2 separate regions of the Mus musculus genome follow, and region 2 is linked to region 1. The links are chromatin loops, found by intact Hi-C in ENCODE. Cell type or tissue: left cerebral cortex. All regions are shown on one strand. Links, peaks and the distances in the headings refer to the core of each region. The heading gives the core; the rest is flanking DNA.

Region 1 (11,129 bases), core at 1,276-9,275:
CAACAAGATTACTATGTGTTCCTTTCTACCAGTCTCTGACTATGGTGGCTTGCCCGAGAGTCTCCCTCAGGAGTCTGCACAACTGCCTCTCACCTTGACCTAGAAGAATACCATTAGGGCTGAGAGTGTGGCTTGAATGGTAGGGTGCTCGCTCAGCATGCACGAAACCCTGGGTTTGCTCCCTAGCACCACATATACTAGGCATGATGGGACATGCTTGAAATCCTAGCCCTGGAAGGTAGAGGCTGGAGGGTCAGGACTACACTCATCAGAGTTTGAGGTACGTGAGCTACATAATAATCCAGCATCAAGGAAGAGCATCTTCTGGGGCATTCTTTGTGATATGACAATACTGTAATAATTCCAAGCCCAGGTTGCCCCATTCTTTCTGCATCTTATGCTGGGCTCCTCTTGGACAGAGACACAGATTTCCTTGGTGAGAATATTGTAAAGGTAGCAAGTGTTAAGGGGCCATGGAGGAAAGGGGAGGGGACATCAGTCACCTTGAGTGTGAGTCCTCAGACAGTGCATAGTTACCTTGTCAGATTGTATAAAGAGTGCAGAGAGGATTAAGGGAATATGTGAGGAGAAGGGCTAGGACCAACAGAAGTCCTTTTGCCCAATGGGTCCCTAATTCACAGTCTGAAGGTTAGGGATAGGTCAAGCCCCGTCCATAACAGATTTGAGTGCATAAGCAATTCATAAAATTCATTTTGGGGTTTATGGTTCCAGACGATTAGATAGTCCATGATGGCACAGTGAATGGATGGTGGTAGGTGCCTAGAGCAGCAGCTGAGAGCTCACATCTTAATCTCTAATCAGGAGGCAGAGAGAAACTAACTCAGATTGCCACAAGTCTTTTGAAACCTCCAAGCCTGCCACTCCAACAAGGCCACACCTCCTAATCCTTCTCAAACATTTCCACCAGTTGGGGACCAAATATTTAAACCTATGTGCAGATGGGAAGCCATTCTTGCTCAAACCCTGACAGCGACCGATTAAGGCTTATACTTTACAGGCTCTGCCTAAGAGACCTGAACGTGTGATCTGCTCAGTTGCATGTTCTCAGGCTGTGACAACAGAGCTTGGCAGCTCGCTGAAGAGCCAATGGCCACAGTTGTTGGCTTCCATCACTGCACGTGCCCATGATTGATTGCTGATTTCAAGCTGACAGTGTGAGGCCACTGACCCAAATGGAGGGAAGAAAGAATGGTCACGCCACCACAAGGTTAACTAGCCACATGGGTTGTGGAATGTTGTGAAGCAAAACGTCTCTGGGAAGGGAGCAAAGCAAGGCATCATGACTGTTTCGTAGAATCTGTTCACTGCTTTAGTGAGATGTGATTTCCTCCCCCTCCCCCCATGGGAAGAGCATCCAAGAAAGTAGTGCCCTTTGGAAAGAAAGCATATGTCACTTTGGTTGACTTGATAGACCAGGTCATTGGGTATAGACTGCTGTGCTGTTCTTTGTCCTCCAAGGAAGGCTCACATAAGTCACTCATAAGACTCCTCTTGTCTGCTGGAGACCAAGGAGGTCAAAGGAATCTGCCTCTGATATGTAGTCTCTTTCTTAATCCCTGGAAGCAATCAGGACATCTCTTGGATTATGACCCATTCTGGAGGCCACTGTGTCATTGGAGCTGATGGTTTCTTGTTCGGAACTGTGTGCTGAGGAGGGTGCATTTGGCCGGGGTTGGGCAAAACGAGGGTTGCAGAAGGGTCAAGCTGGTAGTAGGAGTGTGTGTGTGTGTGTGTGTGTGTGTGTGTGTGTGTAGCACATGTGTGAGCACAGATATGTGAATGAGTGCTGGAAAGTCTGTGTCACTCAATAAGGGGGGCATACTTATATAAGTACTTGGGTGAATAGGTGTATATAGAAGTGTATTCATAATAATATATATAGGTGTATATAGAAGTAATTCATGTATATAGAAGTGTATGTAGTCATATATGGAGACATGCTGATGAGGGTGGGCACATAGGTGTGTGGCTGTTTAGAAGTATGCCCTAACCAGTGTATATTATTAAGTGATATTGTATGACTATATTGGGTATGTGATTGGATAAGTATATACAAGAGTGTTGTGGGTTGTATGTGCATATCCAAATGGGGAGGCTTGTGGCTGTTAGTGTGTCTGGGCTGTGCAGGTATATGACTTCATGTGTGTGGATGTGCAGGTGTGATCGAGAGGGATTGTTGTTGTTGGTCAACATATGTCATGACAGGGGTGCATACATACATATATCTGTCAGTATACACCTATCTATGCACTTGTCGTGGGATCGTGGTGGTTTAGAAACCATCATAGGCAAATGAGAAGTACACATAACCACAGCTACTGGGTAGGAATGCACACGTGGGAAGTACAGATCAGAGCAAAGTAGATCACTAGTAAACCTAGTTCCATGATTCCCTGCGAAGGGAGGCTTGGTCTCAGAAAAGGGCTTATGTGGGAAGGTTTTGTCCTGGGTGCCTCGGTAACGAATGTGCTTGCCTAATTGCTCTGGAGCTTCCTGTACCGGAAACATCTTTAACAGTAAAACTGTAGCAGGCACTCATCCATCCGTCCATCTGCGTGTACATGTGCGCACGTATAGTGTGTGCACACAGGCAGCATAAACACGTGTTATCTCTCTTTGATCTGCTTGGCTGAAGTTTTTGCTGCAGAGAAAACCGGTTTGTCCAGAAGCTCCTCCGCCTCAACAGACTGTGCTGAGCTGTGCCCTTGGATGTGGGACGGGTGCTAAGACTGATCCCAGAGCTCCAAGTCTCAAAGAAAAGTGAGGCCAAGCTAGCCCAGGATCAGCAGAGTCCTGCCCCTTGGGAGGGTGATCTTAGTCACCACACTGGACTCAGCAGGCGGGGTTCTGAAGGGTCTGGGTTATAAAATCTGATGGAGTGTTTGAGGCTGCCTTTCGTGCAAGTGGTCTGACTTCTTGGGAGGTATGCAGGAGCAGCCCCTGCAAGCTTGGCGATTTCCAGAGAGAGGCACCCAGACAGAAAGCACTGGCGGTGTTCCCCTGTGCTTCACAGGCTGTATGGATTCCTTGCCCTTCCAATAATGATAGTGCCGAGTCAGCACTGTTATCTTTGAGAAAATGGACAGGGTCAGCCAGGATGCAGAAACACACACACACACACACACACACACACACACACACACACTCACACATGCACTCAATACTCAGTTATGCAGCAAACTTGGGGGCCTGAGGTCAAGCAGACCACATCTTCCTTCCTGTAGGTGAGAGTAGTTCCCAGAGGCAAGCTTTTGCTTTGGCCTGGCTGGGGGCAGCTGTATTTGGGGACTGAGGGGACCTCCCACTTGTCTTTCTGACTGGACAGCAAGGATGATGGAGAAGGATCTAGGTGTCACCGTGGGCAGTCACAGAAAGGTCATAGCCTGGTGTCAAGTCTCCACGGGAGGAACTTTGGCTGGCACATTGGGGTCAGAGGACAGTGACAGAATTCCAGCCCCTAAGCCCAGAACACAAAAGTGGAACTCTTTAATTCCTGTGTAATCTTTGAGAAGGAAAACACTCCCTCACCCTGCTGGCTCCATTATAAGGAGCCATGTTTGCACTGCCAACATCTTGGGGGCTCTTCTGAGGTTTGCAGGGTTATGTTGTTGTCATTGTTGTTGTTGTTGTTGTTGTTGTTGTGATTGTTGGTATTTTGTTTTGTTTTGAGGGATGAAGCAAACTATCTCCTAGCTGTTTTAGTAAGTCCCAGTCCTTCCAAGCTTGTTTTTAAAACATTCTTTGGTGGGAGCCTGGTTTACTGTGTCTACAGATCTGGGGGTGATTATGTTCCTCCTATTTCACAATTTCAGTTGATATTTGTTCTGCCTGGTTTGGCTTTTGGAAAGTAAGAGGACGTAACTGGCTTTTGGAGACTGTGGACCGTCCCCTCCCTGCCTGGTCCCCTGGCTCTCTTGTTCTGGGAATTGTACCTATTTATTGTCTCTGGTCACTTTACATAAAGAGTTTTGTAAAAGGAACGAGGGATGAAGGATGACTCTTAAGTTTCTTTTTTACACTGACAAGCGATTTCTTCCTTGGTTTGTGGTTGTGGGCCACATGAGAGCAGCTGAGGAGGGACACGTTAGCCAGGACCTGCCCTCCGTCTTTCCACTTTATTCTACATGCAAGAGAAGGGCAGAGATTGCCACAGCGTGGCGACGGCCTTCTGCCCAACTCCGTATCCCTCCAGACACGATGGCGTTGAAATCCACTCTTCATGCTGCTGTTGGTCAACATTTGAAGACTTGTTTATGAAAATATCAGGAACTGTCAGAACCCCACAGTAGGAAACCTTACCCCCAACACACATCAACCTCCGTTGTCCCTGCCCAAAATAACAAATCAGCTTCCTGGAAGGGCCTTGCTCAAACCTGGGAGCGACGTCAGCCTGCCCTCTGCCTGTGCGTATGAGGGCTGACCTTCTGAGATCAAACATTGTCCTGTCCAAGAGTCCCTTTGCCTAGAAATGTTCCTGCCTGGTGCAGATCCCTGTTTCCCTCAGCAGCCTGGCTGATTGTCTTCCCAGGGGGACTTGCCCAGTTCTGCTCTGAGCCACAGCTCTGCCAAAGTAAACCACATAGACTTACAAACAGTTTAAAATTCATTTTTCCTAGATGAGCTAAAGATGCATAAGGGAGAGAGAGGAACTTCATTTTTTTAAAAGTGTGTATGTGGGGGAGGGTCTTTTAGTATTATTATTAATAAGATCATGATGGTGATGAGAACAGGGATGTTTCAGAGGCTGGGGATGACCTGTCAGCTATACAAGACACATCTGTGACAGAGAAGAATCCATAGTGGCTCTCGCATACTGGAAGTCCTGGTGGCAGAGCTGAGAACCCATCACGTTGCAGGGATGTCAAACAGTATTGAACAGAGCTGTGAGCCAGGGTCTGCTGCTGGCACAGCACTTGGTTCTTCCAGACAAACAGGCCAGTTTCCCAGGATTTTGCAAGCAGCAGATGAGACCTGAATGATCACACACCAGATCTTGGCAGGGATTTGCTGTCCCTGTTTGCAAGATTGTCCCAGATTGGATCACAATGTACATAGAGATGGCTCTGAAATTCCCTCAGAGAACAAATTCCTCAATACAACTCTTCATCTGGAAATTTACCTAGCCACCCCCACCCCCGTCCACAAAAATGCTAACGTTTTTAAACTTGAAGGTGCATCAGAGGGGCCAGATGCAGTAGCAGACACATCTGTAAGCCCAGCATTCTTACAGTGAGATGGGAGGCTAAGACAAGGAGCCACAGAAGCGTGAGGGTCAGCTAGCCTTGGAGTGTGCAGTAGGGGACAGTAAGAGTGTCTCAGGCAAAAAGTCCCTGTATGGTTTAATAGGACCAGCAGAGGTTGTCCTGTGATCTCCACCCATGAGCTGTGGTATGCTTCCTCAGCCATGTTAATAAAGAGGGCAAGAATAAAAACAGTGATCAGCTGAACAGATTGGTGTTACCATTTATTTGGTGCATCCCAACACCCTGCTAGCATCTCTGTTTGCTTTGTGTCTGCACGCTCCACTCCTCTCTGGGGGGACGGAGAGTGCAAGGGGACTTGATTTTACTCCAGGGTGCACGTTTAGCATGGAAGCCACGGCTGCCTGCAGCAAGCAAGCAGGAGGGTGGAGGAGACTGTAGCCTCTGCTGGACACTGTGAATCGGTGCTTGTTCTGTGCTTACAATGAACATCATCACCATAGAAACCTGGCAAGAGCTGTGTAAGAGTCTGCAGCCTTCGCCAGATGAATGTTTTGCTGTTAGGATTTGCTGTGGTCCTATTAAATCATACGGGGTGTTTTTCTGCCGGGCAACAGGCGCTGTCATAAAATGCATCCATCATCAGATCCTCACGCCACCCGTTGACCAGCCCCATGGTGCGTGTTGACATAAGCGGGCTGCAAACGGCACCCACAGCTGCAGGCTTGTGACAGGGACTCCCTTGCAACAGGTGTATGCTTTAAAGGACCCTGAACCTGGATTTACAGTGAGGCCAGCTGCTGCCTTTGGGACTGACCATTTGTCATCTCTAGATGGGTCACCCTCCTAAAAGACTAGCTTGTTGGAAATTCTATCCTCACCCATGGGACCCTGTCATAATTTTCTTTTTGCTGGCTTCTGCTAGCAGGGAGAAAAGAAGCTGAACAGCTTGCCCAAGCTTTAAGTTACAAAATCAACCAAACAAAACACTCACTTAGACCAGGCAGTACTGAAACATTCCAGAGATCTGAGAGTCCCAAGGTTGGTTAGGAACAAGGTCCTTGCCTCCTCTGGCAGAGTCCAGAGGTGACACCCAGCTCTGCTTTGTACAGCAGAAAGCATCAGCTCTGAACACCATGGCCCGCTAAATGTCCTCCACAAGAAAAATATTGTGGGCAGTTTCTATTCTGGGAGGAACTTTTGGTAAACAAAAACTTTATCCGGGTGCCACTCATCACTGTACTGAAGAAGGGGAAAAGACTTGAAATAGCCAAGTGGACGATTTTGGTTGGCTCAAAGCCCGAGTTCTTCTACCAGCTTGGGTACTTTGAGACCCACACTCACAGAGTGCTCTTGGAGCTTCCTGACAAAGTTTAACTTGAGTGGCGCAGGCATGTACAGTTTTCTTTCTCAAAGTGAAAGTGACACGTGTTCAGAGGAGACCAGGAAGACGTAAGAATGTAAATCAATAAACGGTTTGCAGAACTGACCCACAACCTCCTGACCTATATATAACTGAAGGCCTACTGACTTGCGGTGTTCGTTCCTCTTGCAGAGAGACTTAGAGAAACAAGAGGAAACATTTGGAAGCTGGGGATCCAATTAATGAGGATTAGAGTCAGGTCTGGAAGTCCAGATGTCATAGCAACAGAATTAGGGTTAGGTAACATCCAGCTATATTGTCTTTCTCTAAGAAGCCTGGAGAGGCCAGAGGGAAGTGACGACCTGGGAAGGTGTGCTCTACCTAGGATCCCTCTGTCCTTTACATCGGTGGCTCTTGGGGGCTGAGGATGACCTTAGAGAACCTGCCTAGCATGCGTGAGGTCCTGAGTTCAATCCCCGGCACTGGAAGTAAAACAACTTACAAGGTCCAGCCAGAACTACTCAGCCTCCTTCAGTGTCAGGCACACACTTGCAGAGATGTATACAAGAATGCAGGGGGCTTGGGAGATGGGTCTCCATCCAGTGGGGAGCCCCAATCCCTAGGTTTGTGGTGTGGAGCTAGAGAGTCTTATGTCTCAGAACCTGCAGCTGCAGGGGTCTCAGAGTTCAACAGGTAGGGAGAAAGAGCCTCTTGGGCTCCAGCTCCCTTGGCTGACAGGGCTCTCTCACACAGAAGAGTTCACGCCTGGGCTGCTAATTGGATGGGTGTAGACCTTAGCTATCACAAGAGGATAGGCTAAGGGTCTCGTGGCCTCTTTCCTTCTTTAGGAAATTGAAATTACAGATCTAGACTAAGCCTCAGATGAATAGGAGTGTCCATCTCTGCACATGTCTGCTAGGGTGGGGTTGGGGCGCAGCCTCTGGGGCACTAGTTATGGGTCCACAGTGGGGATCCTGAGAAGCCTGGACTCTATCTTTGCGGGAAGCTTCAACCCCTAAAGCAAAGGTAGTATTTGGTCTCGGGAAAGACGCCTGGATGGAATTTGGGGTCCGGGCTCTTTCCTCCAGGCATGGGAGATACAGCACTGAATAAATATAGACAGGACTTGTGTTCTTGGAAGGATTTATTTTATTGTTGTTCTGTTTGTTCATCTTTTTTATTTATTTAAAGTCTTGCTATGTAGCCTTAGATGATTTAGAACTCACTGTGGACCAGATGGGCCACAAACTTATAGAGCTCAATCTGCCTCTGCCTCCTGAGTGCTTGGATTAAAAGCATGTACCACCCACTATATGTATTAGTTAGGGTTTTCCAGAATAGCAGAATTTATATATGGGACACACATATGCACACATGTGTATGTATGTGTATACATGTGTATGTGTGTGTGTGTGTGTGTGTGTGTGTGTGTGTGTGTGTGTGTGATTTATTGGAATCACTTACAGACTATGATCCAACTAATCCAACAATGTCAGACTATGAATGGGAACCCCAAGAATCCAATAGTTAATCCGTTCCCAAGGCTGGATGTCTCAGTTGGTCTTCAGTAGATGCTAGAGTTCCAGAGAAATAGGCTCTAATGCCAATGAAGGAATGGACTTGCTACCAAGACAAGAGCAAGCAGGCAAAGAGCAAAAGCTTTCTTCTTCCATGAATTTATATAGGCTTCCAGCAGGTGTGGCATGGATTATAGGTGTGTCTTCCTGCCTCAAGGTCCAGATCAAAGGTGAGTATCTCTCTACTTCAAAGGTCTAGACTAGATATAGATTCACCTCCCAGGTGTTCCCTTCATTTCTGGATTGTAGTTTTTTCCAGATGTAGTCAAACTGACAATGAAGAATGTCCATCATACAGTGGGAGGAAGATGTAGTCAAACTGACAATGAAGAATGTCCATCATACAGTGGGAGGAAGTGTTTCGGAAGAACCCTTTTCCCCAGCAGCTCACGGCATTTCTCCCTCTAGATTTTTTGATGTATTCCAGAATATTCCAGAAGCCTCTAGGACTTTCCACTGTCTTCCTGTAACCCAGGTTGCCCCTTAGGAAGGGAACACAAAGTGTTGCTACAGAAAGACAAGATTTCAAGTTCTCTTTGAAAGAATATTTAATTTCAAAACAGCACCAGGAAACCTAGGCTAGGCAGGGGACCCCATAGTATGACCTAGGATACCATCTAAAATCCTAGAGTAAAACACAGGGAGCAAGAGTCAGTGTACAGCTCAGATGAACAACTCAGCCCCATGCTGGTACTCCTATATATACTACGTATGGGCCTACAGTCTGGACAAAACAACTCTCACAAGGCAGAAAGCAAGTTAAGGCATGCCTGTTCCAGCCTCATGTCTGTGGCCATGAAACCTTGTGCAGAACCTCACCTTGCTACATCCACTCATGTAGTGACTCGCGTGACAGGCCTAGAAGCCTGGAAGCAGTCCCAAGGCAAAGAGTTTCATGGAAACTTAGCTTCCTGGAACCTTGGCATTCCCATAGCACATATGCTCCAAACCTATCCTGGAGTTAGTTTGGTGTATGGATCTGTCTGCTCTCTTTCAGTATTGTTTTATTATAAGTGCCTTTAAGGATTGATTTTGACATACAGCTAAGCCTTCGCCAGTGTTCCAATGTCCTAGGAAGTCCTTGAGCTGACCTTGAGCTTGGAATTCAGTAAGAAGGTTACCTATTCAGTAACATTCAAATTTACCTCTAGTAGAGACAGTGAAAGTAATCAGGCATCACAATTTACTTGAATAGAGCTAGAAATCTCAGGGCTAGTCTACATAGTAATTACTTAGGACAATAGCCAAGTTACTCCCATACACACTTTGCTTGCTTAGAAAAATTACATTCAGATATGCACTCTCTCTGTGTCTGTGTCTGTTTGTCATCAGCACCAACTCCTTGCTTGCCTGTAACCAGAACCCTGAGTTTTCCTGCAGATCGAGGACCCGACTGAGGTTCGTCTGCAGCATCACCTCTTTTCCTATAGCTTGAGGATGTTGACCTCCTAGATCCTGGACTTAGTGAAATGGACAGAGCTGCTCTCCAGTTAGGACTGTAGGCACCTGTAGGTAATAGGTTGTAGGTTGTAGGTAGTAGGTAGTGGGCAGTGGGCAGTGGGCAGTGGGCTGTAGGTTGTAGGTTGTAGGCAGTGGTATCCCTCTGTGCCAGGCCCATTCTCACCTTGGGAATACTTTAGGAGAACCCACAAAAATTCTTATGAACCAGAACCCAGGTCACTGAACCAGACAGCACAGAGCAGAACAGGAAGCTAAGGGTGCCACAGGGGCAGATGATCATCAGAGCAAAGAGCCTTACACCCAAGTGTTAGTGGACGCTCAGATATTTTGTAACACTCTGTGTGGATTTCTGTGTCACTCGTGGGTACTTTATTTATTTGGAAGCTAGGATTTATTTGAAACCTATGACTAGGATTCTTTTGAACATATATTTTGATTAAACATATGTTTATTAGGGACTTTTTGCATTAGTGAGATGAAATACTATGTTAGTCTATGGAGATATCTTAAGACTAACTTAAAAGAAGAAGGGTTTATTGGCTCACAGTTAAGGGTACAGTCCATCATGGTGGGGAAGGCACGGCAGGAGTGTGAGACCGCCGATCACATTGCCTCTGCAATCAGAAAGCAGAGAGAGGTGAACGCTCTCTCTTAGCTCGTTTCTTCTGTTCACTCAGTCTAGGACTTCAGCCTTTGTGCAATGATGCCACCCTCCTTCAGGGTCAAACCTCCTCAGTCACATCACGTGATCAGACCCTAAGTGATTCCAAACGAAGGCAAGCTGCAGTGAGGACGAACCGTCCCACTTACACTTCTCTTCCGTTTGCCTCTTTCACTGAATACCATGTGTTCTACTAAATCCAATGGATTTTTTTTAAGTTTCTTAAGGTTTCTGGATATATACCCTGGTTGATTGACAGCTTTGTGCACTCCGCCTTCTTTGATAGCAGTTACGATGATGGCTTGTGTGTCACTCACTGTAGTGCTCCTAAATAGCTATGCCAGAAGGAACATCATTATCTTCTCCCTACTTTGTATTTGGAAATGTTGGAAGCGCAGGCTTCTCTCTCTACACTGTCTCTCTTGGCAGACCTACCTGTTTCCTGATTGAAAAGACCACTTGGCACAGGTTACACAGCCCGACCCTCCTTCTTCATTGAAAGGCCTGTGCCCTCTTTCCTCTGGGTGTCTTTGTTTTGTGTCTAACAATCATCAGCAGTAATAAAGGCAAGGCTAACACGGGTCTTACGACAATTGGAATTGTCAACTTGACAACTTAGATTCGCCTGAGAAAATGACTCTGAGGGGGATTCTCTCCATCAGGTGGGATCGGATCTAAAGAGTTAGGTCAACTGTCATTGCTTCTCAGAGTCTGTGGAGATATCAAAAGCTTCCTTATTTATTGCCACAGGGTGTTCTACTGGTGCATGGTCAATTGTTATATTTCTGGCATACAGCTAAGTTATCCTTGGGAGTTAGTTTTACAATGAGCTGTAGAATTTTGCC
Region 2 (11,129 bases), core at 1,392-9,391, 64 kb before region 1:
AAGTGTTTTTTGTTTCCCCTTGTTTCACTGCCCTGCATTTTTCTCCCCTGTCTGTATTATTTCCTGGGCTTGTTTCATCCTGTTTCACATCCCCCATCCTTCTCCTCTGCAGACTTTGAACCACTTGGCTGGCATCAATGTGCCTTGGAGACTGACCACACCTCACCTGAAATGACCGACAGCCTCCTCTCCTGAAGGGTCCCAGTTGCTTCTCTAAAGACTCTGAGTTTTTTTTCTGCCACCCTCGCCTGCAAAGCCAGAATGGATTAGGTGGAAGGATGCAGTCAGCCTTTAGTACTTGTATAAGATTCCCCAGGACCCATGTGGATCCCAGAATCCTCATATATTGCACATCCTTTTGTGTGCTTCAGACCACTCCTGAGCTGCTTCTAGGATTTAATACAAAGTAAAGACTATGTGGATGGTTGCATTATATCATTTAGCGGAGCAACATCAAGGAAATTGTGTGTACAATAGACTCTCTCTTTCTCTATGCATGTCTTTCTCCTCCTCCCTCTCTCTCTTCCTGAGACAAAGTCTCTCTGAGAAGCCCTGGCTGGTGAGAAATGGGCTATATAAACCAGGCTAACTAAAACTCCCAGAGATCTGCCTGCCTCAGCCTTCTGAGTACTCGGATTAGAAGTGTGGACCACCGTACTAGACACAACTTTCTGCCTCTAGGGTTGTTCAACTCGAAAGTCTGTGTCTACGGGACCTGCGGGTGAGGAAGGCAGTTGGTGTCTGAGTCAAGCAAATGGTGCCAACAGTTACAATCACCCAAATAAGATGCTGCATGTGAGAAAGACCACGCCATCCGGGGAAACTTCGAGAGGCTGGTTGTCAATCAAACGGTCAGCCAAGGTCTCACACTTGCCCTCCCAATACCAGAGAGGTGGAGGCAGGAGGATGGCAAGTTTGAGGCCAGCCTGGATGGCATGAGAAGCCCTCGTGTCCACAACAAAACAAGACAGAAAGAAGGGCTCACTGCCACTTGCTCCAGATGTCCCTGATGTTTTATATTGTACTGCTCAAGTGAAGTTGTAGCTGCCGTCTTTAACCCCCCGCCTTTGAGGACATATGATCGATCGATCGGTCAGGGCAGGAAGATGTTGGGTAGGAAGATGTATGACCCTCGGAGGCATGGCTATCACATGCATGCACACAGAGTGTAAGGGCCACAGAAGGGTCTGAGTCCAGGAGCAGGGCACAGATCTTAGTTATCCGTCCTGCATGCTTGGCACAAGTCAACTGAAGAAAGGGTGATCACTGTGACCACATCCCTTCATTGGGGTCGGACTCTTTCTGAGGGGCCGCAGCCATCCATCATGCATCACTAGCACACACTTCCTCTCCTTCCCTCCCCTGCCCCCTCCTCTCTGCTTCCCCTCCCCTCCACTCCTCTTCCCCTCCCTCCTTTCCTTTACTTCTTTTCTTCCTCCCTCCTTTCCCCCTCCCCCCATCCCCTCTCCTGCCTTCATTTCCTTCCTTTCTCTCAGTGTAGTCCAGGCTGGCTTTGAACTCGTGACCCTCCTGCACTTTCCTCTCCAGTGCTCAGATGACAAGTTATGGACTGTTTTCCTCTATTCTGAATTGCCACTCACCACTCACTCACAGACACCAGCTAAGTGGCCCTCCCTCACACCACACCATCAGTTCAGCAGCAACGACACCAACTGGGTGTCTTCTAACTGGATCTTGTTTTGACATTATCTAGTAGAGATAGTCTCATCCAGAAGGCCGAGGCTCGCTCTCCAGCACTGACCCTTCCTGTGCCCACCACACCCTCATGTCCTTTGACTTCAGCTTCTGACAAGCCTGAGCTCTCGTGATATACTGGGGCCACATACTTGTTACATCATCTCTGAGAAGTCAGGCAAATAGGCATAAATGTATATAATAAATATATTAATACTGTATTAATTAATATTAATTGATATCAACATATCAATAATAAATACATCATGTATTTAATAAGTATGTTGTTACTCTATTAATTAATATTACTATATTAATACCAATGTATCAACAATAAACACATTAATGTATTTAATACATTTATTGATGTTTTCTTAATATTAATATATTAATAAATATATTAGTGTGTTTATTGAATATATTATATATAATTATATAATATATAATATAAATGATAGATAAAGAGATGAACAGGACAATGTTAGAGGCTCTTGTGGCTTTTTTGGGTGGCTATCTGGCTGGTAGGTATTTGGTCCATATCCCTCTGTGATTCCAAGGAAGCTCCAGCACACGAGTGAGGTGGACGCTGGCGATGAACACAGCCTTCAGTGTCTTTTCTCTCCCTGGAGGCAGTACATGGAGGCTTCTAGTACCTCCTTGTGCTTTCCTGAGACCAGCTCCAGTTCTGAGGCTACCAACACCCCACTAACACGCAAGACACTTGGGAGACTCCAAGGGTTTCAAAAGCTGTGTGCCAGGAACCAGGGACCAGGAGGATGCACACTTGCTTCCTATGACATCACCCAGCCCACTGTGCATTCTTTGACTCCTGGGGCTTCGTGTGAGCATTTGTGAGCGTATGCATGTATGCATACGTGGAAGTCAGAGATTGATGTCAAGTGTCTTCCTCAGACCCTCTCCACCTTATCTTTGGAGGTCACCAATCTAGCTAGACTGGCTGCCAGAATGAGCCCGGGAGCCTCCAGTCTCTGCATCAGCAGCGCTGGGATGTCAGGCATGCACCCCTTCTCAAGTCCTGTGCATTAAACCCAGGTCCTCAGGTCTGCATCTGGGAGCAGTGATGACTGAGCCATCTCCGCTGCCAGCCTCTTGGGATTTTAGAATTCCAGCTGAGCCGTCTATAGACTGTACACTGCAGATAGAGGCCAGGCTCCCTTGCGCCTCAGCAGCATCTCTGAGCTTCTGCACTTGATCTAGGACTCCTGGTGGAGGAGGTAGATTAGTGTTCCCTCCCGCTCCATTCTCCCTCGTCTTCCCCTCCCCCTCCTCTCCAGCATCTCTCAGAGTATGACCTCAGACCTTCCACGGAGCCCCGGGTGTGGTTGCTCTTTTCCTCTGTGGAGTTTTTCCAGGCTTTGCATAAAAAAAATAACAATAATAGTAATTCGTGAAGGAAGTTCCTGAACTAGGGCTGTTTGGAAAATACATGGATTTTTTTTTTGAAAAAAAAAATTCTACTTTTTTTTCTAAATAAGGAAATAAAATTGAGAATGATTAATCCAGGGAAGATCTCATACAATCCGTGAAAAGAATTCTTTCCATTTTTTTTTTTAATTTGGTACTAGCATGCCCTTGCCAATGGTATGAACTCAGGACTAAACCTCTCCGAGTCTGTCACCTGCTAAACAAGGTCACATGGCCTCTAAGCACTTCTATGTCCTGCTGAAAAATGATAGGATTGAATGTTGTGGGGTCTGTCTGTGTCCTGGCTCCCATAGTGCTAGGACTGAATCCCTGGGGCTATGCCATTAGCCATGCTCCTCTATGCAGAAGTGGTTGTCAAGGAAGGCAAAGATTTTGCCATAGTTCATAAGGTAATGTCCCAAATGTGAAAACCTAACCTAACATCTCCTCTCCCGTTTGGGGTTTGGAGTTTTTTCTTCTTTTTCTTTTTTGGATTTAAAACATCAAGATATCGTGTTTACAAGATACCTGCTGCCATTTCCAGGTGATTGTGTTCGGGAACAGTCAGACCTGAGATCCATGGAGAGTGATTAAAAATAGAGTTTATTAAGAGAGAAAAATGCACTCCTGAGAATGGAAGTGAGCCAGAGGGCTGGCAAAGACGAGGAGCATAATGGCCCCGGGCTCAGAGAGTCCTGATCCTTTGCAGGCCATTTGTACAGTGCCTGCTTCTCCTATGTGGATGGTTTGCATCGTGCACAGCCCGTGTGGTATCTGGAGGTCACGGGGCCTCTTGCCAGCATTCTCTGCTCTGGGTGTAGCCCATGGCTTGGAAGGGTTTCCAGTCTCTCTTAGCATTGGTGGCTTTCATGTGTACCTCGTGATGCCTTTGGAGCCTCTTTCTGCCCCCAACCTTGTTCTTTCCAGTCACTTCATCGTAAGATCATCTGTGGTCACACTGTGTCTGTGGTCACACTGGGTGATTGTACGGTCATAGAGGGTGGAACCGGCATTTTCCCAGTGAGGTTCAGCCTCATCCTGCTGCCCTGGCTCTAAGATCACCCTGGAAACCCAGGGAAGTAAACATGTGGCTTCAGGGGTCCCTAACATCGACTTCTAGAGGTCACACTGTTATGTGATAGCCTTCTGTTAGCTTTGCCATAGGTAACTGCTCTAGCCAATCGGGACGTGGCAGTTAGGGTTACCTAATTGTTCTTCAGGGACTCAGGGCTCTCAAGATTCTGACCATCGGGCAAAGTCTGTAGACTCGTACAAATGTCTAATGGGTAACCTTTCAACATTGGGGTGTCCCCAAACTACACCCTCCAAGCCATAGATGCTGCCCGAACCCAGTAAAAAGCCATAAGCCTTGACTTGGAGTGTGCTGACCACTGATCCACAGTGATTCTCCTCACCCTTACCTCAGGCCTCTATGTCTTTATCCCATAATAACCCCGACCCCGTCCTCAGCATTTGAAACCATGTTGGTCTTATGAGGAGATGATCTGTCTCTTCTGTGAAAACTGATCACTTCTGTGACAGGCATGCTGTGTTGTGGGCTCAGGGAACCTGTCATTAAAACCCAGAGCTCCAATGATTCCATTAACCTTCTTGACATTAGTCATGACTTGTTGCGCACGGCATCCTCTGTCTCCTGATCCTCCTTGGTTCTGTTGCTTTAATCCCACACCGTTTTCTAGTCCTGTCTGCCATGTCTTCCTTCCTTCAGCATCACCATCCAAGCTTCATCAGTTACTGTAAACTGTGTGGAAAAATAGAAAGCTCTGTAGAAAGACACTTGTATCTTTCAGTCTGATTATCATAGATCCCAAAGAGATGGGAATTTCCCTCAGAATCTCGTTCTGTGAGAGGGAAAGGGTGCCAACTAGTGGGTAGCTTTCATCTTGGCGGTTCCATACAGTTCTGTCTTATCAGACTGCCTTACAGGATGAGACTGAAGTGCAGACAATGGTCAGTTAACGATGGGCAGGACCATGTCTTAACCAGAACTGCTCAGATGTACACAGTCTTGGTCCTTTATTTAAAATTGTATCTCATTTCAGAACCTCAGGGATGGACATGAGGCAGGGTGACTGGATCTTTGTTCTTCTTCTCAATGTGGCCTCACTGAACACATCTCCCCCCTCTCTGCTCTCTCCTGTTCATTTGGATGCTTTAATTGGATTCTCGGGGAAGGGTCCAACTTGTTCTCTTAGGGCACAGGCTGTGACCCCTAGTTTGGTAATGGAACTGCATTCTGTCTGGACCACCAGCTAGCCCACCCACCAACTTATTTCATACCTGCTCCCCCATTGTTTATGCCTCTTGATGTTGTCCTGTCACCTGCAGAATGACACCATCCTGTAAAACCCTGCTGGCCTTTCTACTGCTCCTGCCTCTGGCTTCTTTGTGGATGTCAGCAGTAATGTCCATGAGACCATCCCCTCGAGTATAGGATGCCTGCTGCATGCCTTCCTAGGGTGCCATTGATGTCTTGTCCTATCTCTTCCTAAGGTGTCACTTCTCATATAGCTGCTTCAGCGATCCCTTTCCTGAAGCCCGACACCCAGCAAGGCACTCTACACAGCCGGATCCCAAGGGCCTGTATCATGTTGCCTTTTCCCACTCCACATCAAGGCTTGACCCAGGGGTGGTGGCAGCACAGCCTTAGGGATAAATGAATGGGGAGGAGCAGAGTCACGAAGGATTTCAGGGCCAAGCTAGCAGTGCCTGTGTAGAACGCCAGGCGGAACACCCCTGGCACATAGCAAGTCCTGTACATTCAGTTGTGTGGTGGTAGAGGGAGGAAAGGCTTAAACGTCTCACATCCAGACTGTGTTTGGCCTCCAGAGCTATGTTTTCTGTCCCTTTAAAGGTTTATTTACTTATTATTATTAGTGTGTGCACATATACACAGCACACATTCTCTGTTTTCTCCTCCTTCCTTTTGTGTTCTGAGGATGAAACTCAGGTCATCAGGCTCAGTAGGAAAGGCCTTGGCCTGCCGAGCGGTCTCACTAGCCCTTTAAAGAGATTTTTAAGAGCCCTGCCCTCCTTTTGGGTTCTCCATATTACTTCTGTCTGCCTGTTCCCCTTTCTGATAAGCAACTTTGTCGCAGACAAGGTGTGCCAGACAATCTATCATCTCCTTCCTCTCCCTCTTGGCTTCTTCTTTTATAATGAGAATTTATACTTTTCTGCTTGAAAATAAATGCATGTTCTCATTAGTATAAGTAGGGGGGTGGAGACCCCATGTAGTGGGGGAGTTGAATGTGATCAAATCACATTATGAGATGTCACAACGAAACCGACTGCTATAGAAATTAATAGGATGTTAATGAAATTTATCTATTGTTACTCTCTCTCTCTCTCTCTCTCTCTCTCTCTCTCTCACTCTCTCTCTGTGTGTGTGTGTGTGTGTGTGTGTGTGTGTGTGTGTGTGTATGTGTGAGTGATTAGGGATGACGGGATGTCACAGCTCAGTTGTGAAGGCCTCAGGACAACTTTGAGACCTCAGTACTTTTTTCCACATTCACATAGATTCCAGGATCAAATTTAGGTCACCAGGTCTGTGTGGCAAGCACCTTTTCCCACTGAACCATCTCACCAGCCACCCAAAAAGCCTTTGTAACAAAGAAGTTACCAGAGGGCGCTTCCTTGGTGTCTGTCTTCCTCTGTCTCCCAGCCCATCACACAAAGGAACAACCAGAATCCACCATCTGCCCCTCAGAAAGTGGGTCCTCACCTGGCCATAGCCATGCCAGTCCCTTGTCCCTGGATTACAGTCTCCAGAACAGAGAGAAAGCAAATGTTTGCTACTTAAGCTCTAGCCTGTGTGATATTCAGCTGTAGTTATGGGTGACAAACATAGCCTCATTCTCAGAGTGGGGACAGAGTCTGGGGACCACAGGGCACCAAATCTTGCATTCTAAGCTCCGTGATTCCAGTATTCATTCATAAAACACCATTGTGAATGGGGACAGCAGGCAGCATGAATAGAACACGTCGCTGCCTTTGACACCCAGGCTGTGTCCACTGCCACTGTCCCTGCTGGCAGCCGCAGCTATCTGCACATGGCAGCCACATTCACAGACACCCTGGGGACAATGCCCCAGAAACAGTCTTCCCAGCTGAGGGTTGCCCTACTTTTCAGGATAACTGTGATGATCCTGGGGCTAGAACTTCAGAAATTCAGAGCCAAGGAGAAACCATGGGGCAGTGTGGCCTCCGCAGCGGGCCTGTGACTCTGGTCAACACTCATGTGTGCTGCGTGAGGATGACATTTCATAAGGCAGTGCAGTGTGAGGGGCCATGTGGTGTGACAATGACATGTCTGAATTCTTCCTCTGACATCATAGCTGAGTTCAGGTTTGCTTGATAAACAACCATTCAAAAAATTTTTTTTTCTTAAAAACTCATTCCTATTTGCACATAGCCCAGGAATCATCAGGACTATGGGGCAGGCAGGAGAGTGGACATGGTGGAGACAGCAGCTCGTGGCTTCTCAGGGAGACTGTTGGAGTTTCTTTTCTCTTATTCCTTTTCCTTAGAATAAAAACCAGCGTAGGCTTGTAACCTCTGGAGGCCGAGGCAGAAGAATCCCAAATTCATGACCAGCCTTGGCAACTGTATCAAATCACCGAAGTAAAAACCAATGCCGGGTGAAGTGGAAACTTGCGGCTTCTTTGGAGAGTCTGTTATGTCAAATGATGTTTTGCCGGGACACACAGGTAAAAGGATATATTGCTAAAGCAGACACATGAAAGGACATGCAATGTTTAGAAAGAATATCAATGTGACCTCACAGATAGTGGGTGCTTTGGTTTGCTTTGCTCCGCCTCACTGTTCTTCACCGACAGCATGCATGTATTGGTGCGCCTTACACTGTGTCGCTGAGCTTCGATTGTGGTGAGATCATAGAGAGAAACTGGCCAAAGAACCTCTCCTGAGGCTCCTGCGGTTTCTTGCTGCTTCTGAGGATCCAGGCTGGGTGGTGAGCCTTGTGGTTTCTTCTGGATTGAACAGCAGTTGCTAATTCGTGTAGTTCCTGTTTGATGTTTGCTAGGGGACTGGACTGAGAATAACAAAGATTGGAATCACCCCAAAGAACTATTTCTCAACAGATCCACTTCCCCCGTATCCTAATAACCTTTCTTTTCTACTACCTATGGTGGGTGGTGGGCTAGAGGGGAGGTGGACCCCTTATTAAAGCAGGTTGAGAAAAATTTATGCCTACAGCTGAGGCTACACATCAGTGAGAAAAAGTGCTTTCATACAAGTATGAGGTTGTCATACAAGTGTGAGGCTGTCATACAAGTGTGAGGACTGCAGTTCAAATCTCTGGAACCCGTGCAAAAGCAGACAGGTAGTGTGAGAGTCTGTAGTCCCAGTATCCTGCTATGGTGACAGAGGATGTAGAGACAGGAGATGCCCCAGAAACTCTTATGACAGAGCCCAGTGTACCCAGGAGAAGACCAACAGAGAGATCTTATTTCAACTGAGGCTATTGAAAAGGTACATTTGTGCTGTGTACACACATAAGCACACACACACACAGACACACACACACATGAAAGTGCACATGTAAACATACAAATATACACATGTAGATCAAACACTTGAAAGTGCAGTCTCACACACACAAATTACTTTGTTTTTAATTAAAAAGATGGCTAAAGATGTAGCTCAGTGTTTGAGCACTGGCCTAGCATCGAGACCTGATTTAATCCCTGGAACTACAGAAAAAAGGAAGAAGAAAGAAGGAAGGAAAGAAGTAAGGAAAGAAGGAAAAGGAAGGAAGAAAGGAGGAAGGAAGGAAAGAAGGAAGGAGAATGGAAAATTCTGGGAAAACTTATATTCAATTGGATGCAAGGGGTTTTTAGTGGAAATACAATATCTCTCTACATTTTAGATGTTGTTTTATTATTTTTTTATAATGACAAACACATATTTTCCATGGGCTTGGGCTTTCTGTATCTAGGGCAATGTCCAGTTTTGTCTTCTTATTTGCGGGCCTAAGTGGCCCTGTCTTTGGTGGCCTTGAAATGCCATACTTTTCAGAGCATATGATGTTGAAGCAACCAGCCACGGTGTGTCCGGCACCTGTTGCTGGCCTCTGTCTATGCAGTCATCAAAGTGCATCTTTGATGGTACAAAGCACAAGATACTTCTGAGTGATAAGAGGATGAACTATCATGCAGCCGTGGCTAGATCTAAGTATCAGTCTGTTGTACTAGCCACTTGGGAACATGGCCAGCACATTTGCTAGCGGTGTCATTTTCTAACCTCTGGGAGCAGCTGTCTGGAACATTCCACCAGGCAGCAGCAGTGTGTGAACAGGCCAAGAGAGCAGTGTGTGAGCGGTGTGTGAGCATGCCTGAGAGGAGCCATCAGGTCTGCAGGTTTTAACCTCTTCCCACCCCGACAGTGTGGGCTTGAACCTGTGCAAAGCAGCATGCAGCTCGCTGGCCCGTCTGGCCTCTCGGGCTCCAAGTTTCAGGCTATGTCTTGAGAGTTTCATAATAGGTGCACAGTCTCAATCGTAGTTGGAAATGAGGACAGAACTGTTCATTTCCTTGAAGCTTGTCCTGTCTGCTCTCCTGGAGCCCACTAGACCTTTTCTACAGAGGCTTCCAGGAAGACAGCAGCTACCACCACCTGGAATTCCATTCTTTAACTCTTCTTGACTAAGTCCAGGGCAAAAACCTGTGTGTGTGTGTGTGTGTGTGTGTGTGTGTGTGTGTGTGTGTGTGTGTTGTATGTACTTAAGTGTGTCCACAGAGTTGCAGCCACATATACCAAAGATCAGAGGCACATGTATGTGCATCCTTACCACACAAATTACACGCCACAAAGATACCCCATCTGCATACTATAACACCCACATGTTTTACTCATCAATACATCCCCACATATGCCACATGTATGACATACAGTTAGCAGCCCAAGACAGCTCAAACAACACACAGCATCATAAATACTTCAGTTTTCACATACTACGCACTTTCACATACTACAGATGAAATGTGCAAAACACACGCAGCACAGACCATTTCCACACACACCCAGCACTCCTCATCCACATCACAGGCCACACTCACACATGTGAGCATCATCCTATGTACACACATGCATCTGCATTCAGACCCCTCTGCTTTGTCATTGTTTCCTTGACTACAGACTTGAGCACAGGAGGAGTTCCTGAGAAAATCCAGACTGAGCTGTGTCCAGAGACAGCTGAGGGGTGACAGGGTCCCCCTCTAGCACCAGCCACCTTTTCACCCAACATGTCTCCCAGCATCCATTGGAGTGAGGGGGTTCCGTGAGGGCAGAGGGGATACCCCCCGATCTCATGAAGCTTAGGGGTCTGGGCATGGCAGTCAATGCCATGCAGTTGATAGGCAGGAAACAGCCCAGGAAGAGTGAAGCTGAGAGCTGATGGCCAGAGAGGCTTCTAGGAGAGAGGCAGAGGCCAGGATGCAGAGTGGAGCCAGCCCCTAGGTTGGAGGAGGCAGGTGGGGGACCCTGAAGGTCTTGCCTATCATGTGTATCTTCCCCTGTGAAGATGGTCATAAAAGGATTTGGGGTGGGGGCACCAGAAACTCTGTGCCCACAAGCAGACATGTGCCCATACAGCTCATAACAGGGGCAGGAAGCCCCGAGGTAGGTGGAGTGTGAAGGAGGAAGATGTGGCTGGGTTATGAGGGAGGGGCAGCTCAGCTGTCTGGCAGGGGAGGGAGGGCCAGAGTCTCGGGATCATTTCTCCCATTAAATGATGAGATATTTTCTAATGTGTAGAAATGTTGAAGGATTGACCTTACAGGTACGTATGTGTGTGTGCGTGTGTGTGTGCACTTACATTGAGACCTCACCCCACTTTCCTCAGCCTCAAACCACCTACCTCACAGCCACAGTCAAGAAACTAGGTGATTAGTTTTCTCAGGAGCTGTGCCTTGTACAACACCTGCACAAGATTGGGCCCTCTGACATTCCGTCCTGTGGGGGGTGGG

The links. A loop is a pair of places that touch in the nucleus more often than their neighbours do. Peaks named below come from ENCODE experiments on the same cell type or tissue, not always from the same donor. Only the 100,000 strongest peaks of a DNase experiment are listed, where the experiment ranks them.
Region 2: a loop joins it to region 1, with 5 times the contacts of the local background. A loop is called at or near these places in 2 of 42 quality-filtered maps.

What each region holds. Positions count from the first base shown.
Region 1 is chr13:52,149,339-52,160,467 of GRCm38, forward strand. No RefSeq gene overlaps it. Among named protein-coding and RNA genes, the nearest start is that of 4921525O09Rik, 58 kb to the left of the region's middle. In left cerebral cortex, for the core only: a CTCF peak has its summit at 5,646; DNase peaks (open chromatin) are centred at 4,983, 5,692, 6,146, 6,448 and 1 more place; H3K27ac peaks cover 476 bases.
Region 2 is chr13:52,085,565-52,096,693 of GRCm38, forward strand. No RefSeq gene overlaps it. Among named protein-coding and RNA genes, the nearest start is that of 4921525O09Rik, 5.6 kb to the right of the region's middle. In left cerebral cortex, for the core only: a CTCF peak has its summit at 5,012; a DNase peak (open chromatin) is centred at 5,004.